Linked DNA regions of Mus musculus: region 2 is linked to region 1. A link is a contact called in ENCODE Hi-C or POLR2A ChIA-PET data. All regions are on one chromosome and are shown on one strand. Each heading gives the region's core, a stretch centred on a gene start or an enhancer-like site at or near the end of the contact. The rest is flanking DNA. Distances are from core to core; before and after follow the strand shown. Region 1 holds the start of Simc1 (SUMO-interacting motifs containing 1). Region 2 holds the start of Thoc3 (THO complex 3).

Region 1 (5,673 bases), core at 923-3,422:
GAAACATGAATATCCATTTGGAGATGTGTAAATGGAACTTTAAGGACTGGACAGGACAGGGCTGGTCTGGAAATAAACGTGTCGGGTGGGGAGAACATCAAAGATGGTCACAGAAGCCTCAGAGTACTTGAGACTATATGAAGGGAAAGTAAAGAGTGGAACGGCCCATGGCGAAACGCTGAGGGGCATGGAGATATAAGGACTGGGAGCTGAAGAAATGGTTCAGTGGTTAAGAGAACTTGTTCTTCCAAAGGACCTAGGTTCAGTGCCCAGTGCCCACGTGGCTCACATCCACCTATAACTTCAAATCCAGGAGATTCAATGCCCTCTTCTGAACTCTGAAGGCACCAGGCATCTGTGTGGTGCACAAACATACATGCAAGTAAAACACTCATTTGTATAAAATAATATTTAAAAATCTAATAAAAGCTTAAAAAAAAAACCAAAGGACTAAGAAAAAAAAATAAAGATTTAAGGGCTGAGTGGAGGAACAAGAGGCAGTTAGACGCTAGAGATAACTGATTAGAAAAACCACAGTCAAAGAGACAGGGGTATAGCTTAGCCTGTATGGAGTCCTAGATTAGATTCCGTGTGTGTGTGTGTGTGTGTGTGTGTGTGTGTGTGTTGTGTGTGTGTGTGTTGAGATGGATGCTTGATAGCACTACAGGAAACTTACTTTACTGTATCCCTTTATAACAATTCACCCACTGGACCAAAACATCTGAAACCTGTGGTCAAGCTATTTGCCCAACAGGCCAGTGATCTCTCTCCTTCCCTTCCCTCCCCTTTCCCTCTCCCCTCCTCCTTTTCCTCCTCCTTCCTCTCCCTTTCTCTCACCCTGGCTGACCTTGGCCTTTCAAGAGCTAGGATTCAAGGCAAGCACCGTGATGCCTGACTCAGAGCAGTGAACCTTCAAGTGTGTTCACCAGACTCTAAGCAATGTCAATATCACCTAGAAACCTGAGAGAAATACCAATTTGGGGCTCACTCCCAAAACTCAGTTTCTCAGTCAGAAACACTGGTGTGTAGTCCTGCAAACTTTATTATACACTCTCTGGCTGATTCAGAAGTTCACTAAAGATTAGAAAACACTGCATCACACGCTGCTTAGACAGCACACAACAGCTTTGCCTCTAGGAACTCCCCCCTTTTTGTTAAAGACATTTTATTATTCTATTTTTTGAAGTTACTTGAGCATAAGCAGCAGGGTTTTGTCAGTATTGCACATTTTTAAAATAGCCATGGGCCCTATTTTGATTTAATGTCCCTACCCTTCAACAAAACAACCAAAGAATTCACTACTTACCCATATTTCCCTCTGATGGGGATACAATTTTATCCCTATATTTTCTGCTTGCTCACAGCATTGGAGTATACGGGCACTCTGGGACCTCATAGCTCTCTGTATGTGCCTTTTCAGTGGTTTCTGTCAACTAGAAACTCAACAAACTCTTACATCTGACAGTTTAAATTCCTGCGACACGTATTGTTGGTGAAACCGCAAATCGGCACAACTTAAGACAATTTGGTACCATTTGTCAAAATAACAATAAAAACATAGATTTGATCCAATAAACCTGCTTCTGGGAATTTATCCCACGGATTTACCTGCACACACAAGAGTGGGTATCTCTCCCTTATCTCAGCCAGAAGCCCCAGTCAATAAAACCCTAGGTTCAGGTTACCCTTTTCAGCCCCTCAGGGCTTCTTTAACCCGAAGGCGTCACTGCTCCTTCTGCCAGGTGCAGGCTCCACTACCGGGTCAATTAAATGCGCTATCAGAGGCTCCATCAGCTCACTCCAGTCCTCACACCTGCAGCCAGGGGCTCGTCACCAGCACTGCCCACTGTGATCGGTTGAGAGCGGCGGCGGACAACCTCTCAACCTCAGCGTTTTTCAAGCCCGCCGACCATGCGGCCCAGCCCCTCGGTTCTATCCCTCCCTTTCCCTCTCTTCCCTCTCTCTCCTTCTCTGAGGGAAAGGGAGCCTGGCTCCTCCAGGGTTCTGTGACACTGCCCTGACCCGGGCGCGCGGCTGCCCCCGAGATAGGCGGGGCTCCGAGCGGGACCGGTCCTCTGGAGGCGGGGCGCGGTGGGGGCGGGGCAATGGAGGGGGCGGGGCCGGCGGGGTACTAACCCCGGTGTCTGCGACGCCTTCGCTGCAGTCGCTTCAGCAGCTGGAACCGGAGTCGGAGTCGCCGGGGCCGCTCGCCGCTCGCGCGTGGCTCCGCCGGGCCCGTAGCCATGGAGGACTTTATCGTGATCTCCGACGACAGTGGCTCCGAGAGCTCGGCCGGGACCCGCTCGGGCAGGGCGCGGAGGCTGCGCCGGGCCCTGTCTCGGACCCCCGGCGCGCTGCCCCGCCGAACCGTGGTGAGTGAATCCACTGCCGCTCGCCACGCCCGACGGGAGCCGAGCGTCGCCCCCTCGGGGCCTCAGCGTTGCGACCCTGGCTCCCCGCCGCCGTGTCTTCCCGCCTTTGGCGGCCTCGGGCCTCGAGGAGCTCGGTGGCGCCGCTGGCAAGGCAGGCCTCGGGCTGGCCAGCGCTGAGCCCTACAGGGTTGTGCTGCGGAGCCGGCCGAGCACATGGGCGACACACTGAGCACCAGTGCGAGCTGCCAAGCGGTGGCCGGCGGTGGCCTCCGGCCCGAGCTGGCTCCAGAGCTTTGGCAGCGGGAGGAGTGGGGGGTCCTGGCCAGGCCGCAGCCGCCACCCGGACCTCGAGGCGGGCGCGCGGGAGCGCGTAATTGTTTGGCTTATGATGGGCACAGATGTGTGCAAGGAGGTAACAGGAGCCCCGGCTGCGAGCGAGGGAAGCGCCGCCCTTGGCATGGTGGCGGCTGCGCTGCAGGGCCTAGTTCTTGAGCTAGGGCCCCGATTTTTGAGTTGTGGAGAAGGACAGTTAATTTTGCTTTGCAGATGCGAATCACATACAAAGCCAGGGGGCGGGGCACTCCCACCTTTGTTTTTCCTTCGGTTCTTTATCTTTGTCCCTGCTCCTGAAGTGATGGAATAAAAATATCTGTGGTCTCTGGCTTTCTAGAACTCTCCACAGAAATTTAGTGACCTGACCCCTACCATGATCTACATGCTGTGGCTTCAAAAATCAAGGGATCCTTCTCTGTTCTTCCTAATATGTGTCCTAAATCAATGTCAGCTACTCTATAAGCGTGTAAATCACATTTTGAGTGCTCATTCATTCTAAGTTGCCTTTGGGAAGTCTTCCTACACCCAAAGGTAGGTGTCTTAGGATTACTGTTGCTGTGATGAAACACCATGACCCAAAGCAACTTGGAGAGAAATTGGTTTAGTTTACACTTCGCTGTTCATACTAAAGAAGTCAGGACAAGAATTCAAGCAGGGCAGGAATTTGGAAGTAGAGGTTGTGCAGAGGCCGTATGGTGAAGCGATGCTTTCTTTACCGGCTTGCCACCTCTGGCTTGCTTAACCTGCTTTCTCACAGAAACCAGGACCACTAGCCCGGGGTGGCTCCACCCACAATAGGCTGGGTCTTCCCACTGCAATCACTAGTTGAGGAAATGCCCTACAGACTTGTTTACAGCTGGATCTTAGGCTATACATTTTCGATTGAGGTCCCTTTCCCTCAGATCACTGTAGCTTGTTACAAGTTGATGTAAAACTAGCTGGGACAATATGTGTTCTCTCTCTTTAAGAGAGGAACATAATTTTTGCATTTTTGTATTATCTAGCTTGTAAATATACCTTTATAGCTAGTTTATCTTTCTTCTTTTTTTCAAGACAGGGTTTCTCTGTGTAGCTCCGGCTGTCCTGGAACTCATTCTGTAGACCAGGCTGGCCTTGAACTCAGAAATCTGCCTGCCTCTGCCTCCCAGATATTGGGATCAAAAGCATGCGTCACCACTGCTGGGCTGCTAGTTTATCTTTTAACAGTACCTTTATTGTGGTGTGATTCATCCATATAATACGTTGGGTTGTACAACGTTCATAGTTACTAAATTGTTTACTTCACTCTGATAGGAAACCTTGTTCTTGAGGTCCACAAACATCTTTGGAAAAGTGACTTTTCACCTCCTTGAATTATAAACGTAATTTTAAGTAGAGATATAAAAAAAATTGCTGTTCCATGTATATAGTAAGTATCCTGGCACATGGTAGTTTATCAATTTCATGTTCTGACATTTTTAAAAAAATGATTCAGCTGAGCCTGTTTGCTCTTGCTAGTGAAGACAGCGATGGGACTGTCTGTAGAATAAGTTCCTTACAAAGGAATATGTGCTACCCCAGTTTTTAATTGGGTTTTCTTGATAGCTTTTTTTTTTTTTTTTTTTTTGTTCTTTATATGTTGTGGATAGTAGACTTCTATCAAATATGTAGTTGTTAAAAATCTTTTCCTGCCAGGCTGTGGTGGCATATACCTTTTATTCCAGGGCTTGGAGGCAGAGGCAGCTGGATCTCTTAAATTCAAGGCCAGCCTGTTGTACAGAAGGAGTTCCAAGACATCCAGGAATACACAGAAATCCTGCCAGCACTAAAAGTGTTCTGTTCAAGAAGTCTCATCCTGTGCCAAGAAATTCAAGGCACTTCTCTTCTATTCAATTCAGTATATCTGGTTTTCTGTTGAGATCTTCAATCCATTTGGAGTTGACTTTTGTGCATGGTTGTAAATGGGAATGGATCTATTTGCATTTTTCTACATGTAGCCGGCCAATTTGACCAGCACCATACATATATTGATGTCTTTTTCCTAGTATATATTCTAGCTTCTTTATCAAAAGTCAGGTGTCCTTAGGTGCGTGGACTTATGTCTGGGTCTTCGATTCCATTCCATTGATCAACTTGTGTATTTTTGTGCTAATGTCTTGTGGGTTTTAGTACTATAGCTCTTTAGCACAACTTGAAATTGGAAATAGTGAGACCTCCCGCAGTTCTTTTACTGTTTGGGAATTGTTTTAGCTATCCTGGGTTTTTCTGTTTTCTCCATATAAAAAAAGGAGATTGGCCTTTCAAGAATTGTGTCAGGGGCTGGAGAGATGACTCAGCAGTTAAGAGCACTGACTGCTCTCCCAGAGGTCCTGAGTTCAATTCCCAGCAACCACATGGTGGCTCACAACTATCTGTAATGGATGCCCTCTTCTGGTGTGTCTGAAGATAGCAACAGTGTACTCATATTCATAAAATAAATAAATAAACCTAAAAAAAAAAGAATTGTTTTAGATTTTGATGGGAATTGCATTGAATCTGTAGATTACTTTTTTTTTTTTTTTGGTTTTTTGAGACAGGGTTTCTCTGTGTAGCTCTGGCTGTCCTGGAACTCACTCTGTAGACCAGGCTGGCCTCAAACTCAGAAATCCGCCTGCCTCTGCCTCCCGAGTGCTGGGGTTAAAGGCGTGCGCCACCACGCCCGGCTTGTAGATTACTTTTGCTGTTAATCCTGCTGTTCCATGAGCATGGGAGATCTTTCCATCCTCTAATATCTTCTAATATCTGCCAGAGTTGGGGGCCACTTCCCTGGATGGAGGCGACTGCAGGTTTCCAGGGAATGCCTGCTGGAGTTGGGGGCTTGGATAAAGCAAAGAGTGGTGGGAGGGGGGAATCTGTGTGATCCACAGGAAGTGGGGGGTGGGAGTGGGCACAACAGGTGTAGCTACCTCACCTGGGGATGAGACTGGAGGACTGGATTCAGAGGAGAGGT
Region 2 (5,673 bases), core at 878-3,377, 35 kb before region 1:
AATCTATCAGAAGGTGTATCAAGAATTCTATTGTGGGAGCTTGGTGGTGATGATACATGCCTTTAAACCCAGCACATGGGAGGCAAAGGCAGGTGGATCTCTCAGTTCATGAGTCTAGCCTAGTCTACACCGTGAGTTCTAGGATAGCCAGGGCTACACAAAGAAACCCTGTCTCCCCCTCAAAAATATATGTGTACATATATATGTATATATATGTATGTGTGTGTGTATACACACACACACACATTTTCTCCCCTGTGGGGCTAGAAATGGCTCAGTGGTTAAGAACACTTGGGTTTTTTTCCCTGGAGACCCAAGTTCAATTCCCTGTACCCACAATTCACAATCACCTATAACTACATTTATAGAGGACAAGACGCCTTCTTCCAGCACCTATACACATGTGGTACGTGTACGTACACACGTACACACACACACACACACACACACAGATGAAAATTAAAAAAAAAATCTAAAATCAACAAAACTGCCTGCCTTACTTTGGGTTTTACTGCTGTGAAGAGACACCATGACCGAGGCAACTCTTATAAAGAACAACATTTAATTGGAGCTGGCTTACAGGTTCAGAGGTTCAGTCAAGTATCATCAAGGTGGGACCATGGTAGCATTCAACCAGACATGGAGCAGGAGGAGCTAAGAGTTCTACGTCTTAATCCAAAGGCATACAGAAGAATGGCTTCCAGGTAAGCCAGGATAAGGGTCTTAAAGCCCACACCCACAGTGACACGCTTCCTCCAACAAGGCCACACCTAATAGTGCCATGCCCTGGGCCAAGCCTACTCAAACTACCACACTGCTTCTTTGAACACAGCCTTTAAACAAAACGCACAACTTTCCAGATCGCCCATGGTTTCTCAGCCATTGTAACCTGCCTGAATCTCCCAAACTCTCCACGCCTCTGCACATACTACTCTTGTATAGTTTCCACTGCTCTCCTATACATCTACAGCCTGCCAGAAAAGTGCTCTGTTCTGTTCCTGTCTTCTCCAGACAGACACATACAACCCATCCTGATAACCTGCACTTGCTACAAAGATGCTTGCTGCAGATCACACTAGCTTTTCCTCCAGAACCCCCTCTCTCTGAACTCACCTTTCGTATTCACAGTGGCGATGCATTTTGTAGTCCTCACATCCCAGATGCGAATGGTTTTATCTCCAGATGCGGTGACAAAGAGGTCAGGGTTGCTTGGGTGCCAACAAAGCTGGTCCACACTATCTCCGTGGCCCCGGTAGTTGTTTTCTTTGACCTTAAAAGAACAGAATCCAGATGCCACTTTTATCCAAACAGTGGTGCCTTGAAACCAGCAAAGATCTGGATAATTCAAAACAGAAATCTAATTCTTTTTCCAAAACTACAACACCCCCTCCCCCCCCCCCCCATGAACCTCTCTGAGCTTTGACATTGGCCCTTCCTGGCCTCCCTTCTTTCTTTTTCCACCACCACCTCAACCAACCTGTCCTGCGCTATCATTTTCAAATAAAGCCTTCCTCTCCACCCTAGGGGCTCTACCACCCCATTAGTCCCTAGCCACTCGTCACCAGGGCTCTTCTAGACCCTCACCACTTTCTGCCACCTGACTTCAACCTCCCCCGGCCCGCAGCCACGTCGCCACACCTCTTTACTGCCACTAAGTTCGCTCTCTGCTCTCCGCCAGGCAGCCTCACCCCCTTCGTCATTCCAACTCTTCCAGCCCCAAACCCCTTCCTCATCACCGCCAACGACAGGCCATACCCCTACCTCTCCTGCTTTTTCTCCCTCCGCACACAGCCCTCTTCTCCGCCAAGCCCGTGCCCTACAAGCTCACCAGCCGGTCCTTCTCCAGCAAGAACACGCTGGCAGTCTTGTCGAAGGACCCCGAGGCCAAGCGACGGCCATCGCAGCTCCAGGCGACCGAGTGCACCTTAGCACTGTGCGCCGGGAATTCGCGCGTCTTGCTGTGGCCTCGGAAGAGCTCCTGCATCCCGAGCACGTAACGAGACGGGCCACTGCTCACTGAGCACCAGGGCGCCATCGAGCCGGGGCCGCTCTGGCCGAGGGCCGAGGGGCCCAGGACCGCAGCGGGCGCCGCCATGCCTCCCTCCTCACGGACCGCGCGCCGGAAGCTGGATACTCTGAGTCTGGCGCCGTCGCCCTGCACATGCGCCGAAAAAGCGCCGCGTCGCTCCGCGCTGGCGCCTCTCACTCGCGGAACTACAAATCCCGCCATGCAGCGCGCGTCCACCTTTCCCTTTTGAAATAGGACTGATTCTTCCTTAAATTCGCTTTTTTTTGTTTGGTTTGTTTTGTTTTGTTTTGTTTTCGAGACAGGGTTTCTTTGTTTGTTTCCTGGCTGTCCTGGAACTCACTCTAGACCAGGCTGGCCTCTAACTCAGAAAACTGCCTGTCTCTGCCTCCCAAGTGCTGGGATTAAAGGCGTGTGCCACCACTGCCCGACTTGCTTCCCTCCCCCTCCCCACCCCCCACCAAGAGTTCAACTTTTTTTTTAAATGGTCTTCTTACCAGTTTCTTGGTAGCCTTGCTTATTCAAAAAAGAGAGTCAAGATAAATCCTCCAGTTTACCTGCATGTAAAATATCTTTTTTCTAGAGTTGTTTTTCACTGTAAGGTCCTCATCGTGCCCTTAAAGCAAAAGGCCATTGCAAGTTGTCGCTCCTGGAGAAAGGTTAGATGTTTGTGGAATGAAGGAATTGATAAGAAATGTGGGTTTGAGCCGGGCGTGGTGGCGCACGCCTTTAATCCCACCACTCGGGAGGCAGAGGCAGGCGGATTTCTGAGTTCGAGGCCAGCCTGGTCTACAACGTGAGCTCCAGGACAGCCAGGGCTATACAGAGAAACCCTGTCTCGAAAAACCAAAAAAAAAAAAAAAAAAAAAAAAAAAAGAAAAAAAAAAGAAAAAAGAAATGTGGGTTTGTCGGTTGGACTTGGGAAAAGTTGTTCGGTTAATTTGAGATTTGGTTTGTTCGGGGGTTTTGTTTTTGTTTTTAGTTTTTGAAGACAGGGCTTCTCAGTGTATCCCTGACTGCCCTGGAACTCACTCTACAGACCAGGCTGGCCTCGAACACACAGACATCCGCCTGCCTCTGCCTCCCAAGACGTTTTTCTGTCTTTTGATCTTGGTTGTTAAAGGATATTGTATATACATGATAGTAAACTAAAAGAAAATAGCGGAAAGTACAATGACCATTTTGTGTGCCATGCTCACATCTCTGATCCTCCCACTTATGTCTCTGTTAAACCAAAAGATACCCGGGTGGAAAAAAACAATGGTGCACAGCCAGGATTCGCCAAGCACTGGAGAAGAACTGTGCAGGGATAGGGGACACCAGAGGAATATATCCAACAAATATTCGTGTGAAAATGTCCTTATGAAGCCAGCTGTGGTGTCGCAGGCTTATAACCCCATCACTGGGGAGACAGGGACAGGCAGATCCCTAGGACTCACTGGCTAGCTGTCTAACTTCCTTGGCAAGTCCCGGGCTAATGAGTGACCCTTTCTCAAAACAGAACAAGGGATGGTGCCTCAGAACCACCTCCGTGTTGTCCTCTGGCCCCCACATACACACGTGTACTCACACATGCATATCCATGAAATCATTTTAAATGGGTCTATCCCTGAATACCGTGTTCTGTACTCTGTCTGGGACTGGAATTCCTGTGTATTTTCCCTACATATTCTCTTCTGTTACTTTCAGTAATAGCTATCTCCCTACCTGAATATAATTTCTTGAAATCTGTCATTCCATTGTTTTTATGACCCAGCAGTCTTGGCCCCCTCCACTGGTATTTTGCACATAGTAGGCACCCAATATTTACTAAATAAAATGTGAGAAAATGAAAGAAAGAAATCCTTATATAACAGTACCCTACACAATGAATATTCACAAGAAAAAATATAATTTTTGATGGGGAAGGGGGGTTTACGACAAGATTTCTCTGTGTATTCCTGGCTGTCCAGGAACTTCCTCTGTAGACCAGGTTGGCCTTGAACTCTGAGGTCCATGTGCCTCTGCTTCCCAAGTGCTAGGATTAAAAGAGTGCTCCACCATGCCTAGCTAATAGTATCTTTAATTTTTTTTTTTTAAGGAAAATAGAATCGATAGAGAGATGGCTCTCTGTTTAAGAGCACTTGCTGTCCTAGCAGAGGATTGCTGTTCCCTCCCCAGGCACCCACAAAGTGGCCCACAACTCTTGGTAACTCTGGTTCCAGGAGATCTAGCGCCTTCTTCTGGCGTCCCAGGCCCCATGCAAAAATCCTCCTTCACATAAAAATTTAAGGAAAAAAAAAAAAAGGAAAAGGAAAAAAAAATGTGTGACCTTGCAAAGACGCTGCAGGGTTTATGGGATGATGCAGCCTTCCTTACATAATTTGCTGTCTTTCATAAATATATATAGACTTCTAGTTGGGGATTGATTTTTGTTCTTTTCTTTTTTTTCCTTGAGAAGGGGTCTTGCACAATAGCTCAGTTGGAGAAGTATAATAGTTTAATTCAGTTGCTTCCTTAATGAATTATTGCAATGAATATCCCTATACAATCTTCATTATGCACTGTGCACTTTCTTTGGGTAGTGTTATAAAACAATTAAAGAGGAGTTTCTAAGAATCTGCAACCATCCATATAAGGAAATATAGATCCTAAATAATAAATGAAGCCACGTAAGCACATAGCTCCTGCTTCTACACTCTCCTTCCTACCTCGTCATAATCAGAAAGTTTTAGAAACTGCAAAGATGTTAGACAGGACTAAAGTGTCAATAAAATCACTAAAGTCTTTGGGCAGAAAACTATGTGTTATCTCATTTTCCCTCCTTCCCTTCTTTTTCAAATATTTCATGTGACTATATATCTTACAGACACTGAGGACTTGTGCTTCTTATATTAGGTAAGGAAACTGACGAAAGGGACAAAATGGCCTTCCCCAAGTCACAGGCCTAATATTTGATAGAGAAAAGTATTTTGTTTGTTTTTGTTCTTGTTTTTGTTTTTCCAGACAGGGTTGCTCTCATAGCGCTGCTTGTCCTGAAACTCACTCTGTAGACCAGGCTGGCCTCCAACTCTGAGATCTTCCTGCCTCTGCCTCCTTAGTACTGGGATTAAAGGCGTGCACCACCACCACTCAGCTGAGCGAAGTATTCTCTGTGTGTGTGTGTGTGTGTGTGTGTGTGTGTGTGTGTGTGTGTGTGTATGAGCACACTGTAGCTGTCTTCAGAACATACCAGAAGAGGGCATCAGATACCATTACAGATGGTTGTGAGCCACCGTGTGGTGGCTGGGAATTGAACTCAGGACCTCTAGAAGAGCAGCCAGTGCTCTTAATTGCTGAGCTATCTCTCCAGCCCATTTTTTTTAAATGATGTATTTATTTTATGTATACAAGTGTTCAATCTGCACGTACACCTGAATGCCAGAAGAGGGCAACAGATGTCATTATAGATGGTTGTGAGCCACCATGTGGTTGCTGGTTACTGAACGCTGCACCTCTGGAAGAACAGCCAGAGCTCTTAACTGCTCTCCAGCCCGAGCAAAGTATTCTTAAGAGGAATGTTTACAAGATGGCATAACTACAGTCCAGTAGCCCATCACATTCCCCACTGGCTCTATAAGAATATGCTGAATTGGGCTGGTGAGATGGCTCAGTGGTTAAGAGCACCA

Evidence for each region. Hi-C counts contacts between places; a loop is a spot of excess contacts on that map. ChIA-PET counts read pairs that join two places held with the same protein, here RNA polymerase II (POLR2A).
Region 2: a loop to region 1 is called in a map of heart, with 4 times the contacts of the local background. The contact joins the promoter of Thoc3 here to the promoter of Simc1 in region 1. A Hi-C loop is called at or near these places in 7 of 37 maps with a recorded cell type or tissue (adrenal gland, gastrocnemius, heart and 2 more). POLR2A ChIA-PET finds 5 or more read pairs at or near these places in 3 of 5 experiments (Patski and embryonic stem cell).

Annotation. Positions count from the first base shown.
Region 1 is chr13:54,501,633-54,507,305 of GRCm38, forward strand. It overlaps Simc1 (SUMO-interacting motifs containing 1), which reads left to right and starts at 2,173. Exons shown (of 10, transcript NM_176987.4): 1 at 2,173-2,372. The coding sequence starts at 2,244. LOC115486438 (a long non-coding RNA gene) reads right to left here and starts at 2,682. Exons shown (of 3, transcript NR_168901.1): 1 at 2,137-2,682.
Region 2 is chr13:54,466,713-54,472,385 of GRCm38, forward strand. Thoc3 (THO complex 3) reads right to left here and starts at 2,128. Exons shown (of 6, transcript NM_028597.3): 1 at 1,829-2,128; 2 at 1,114-1,270. The coding sequence starts at 2,095.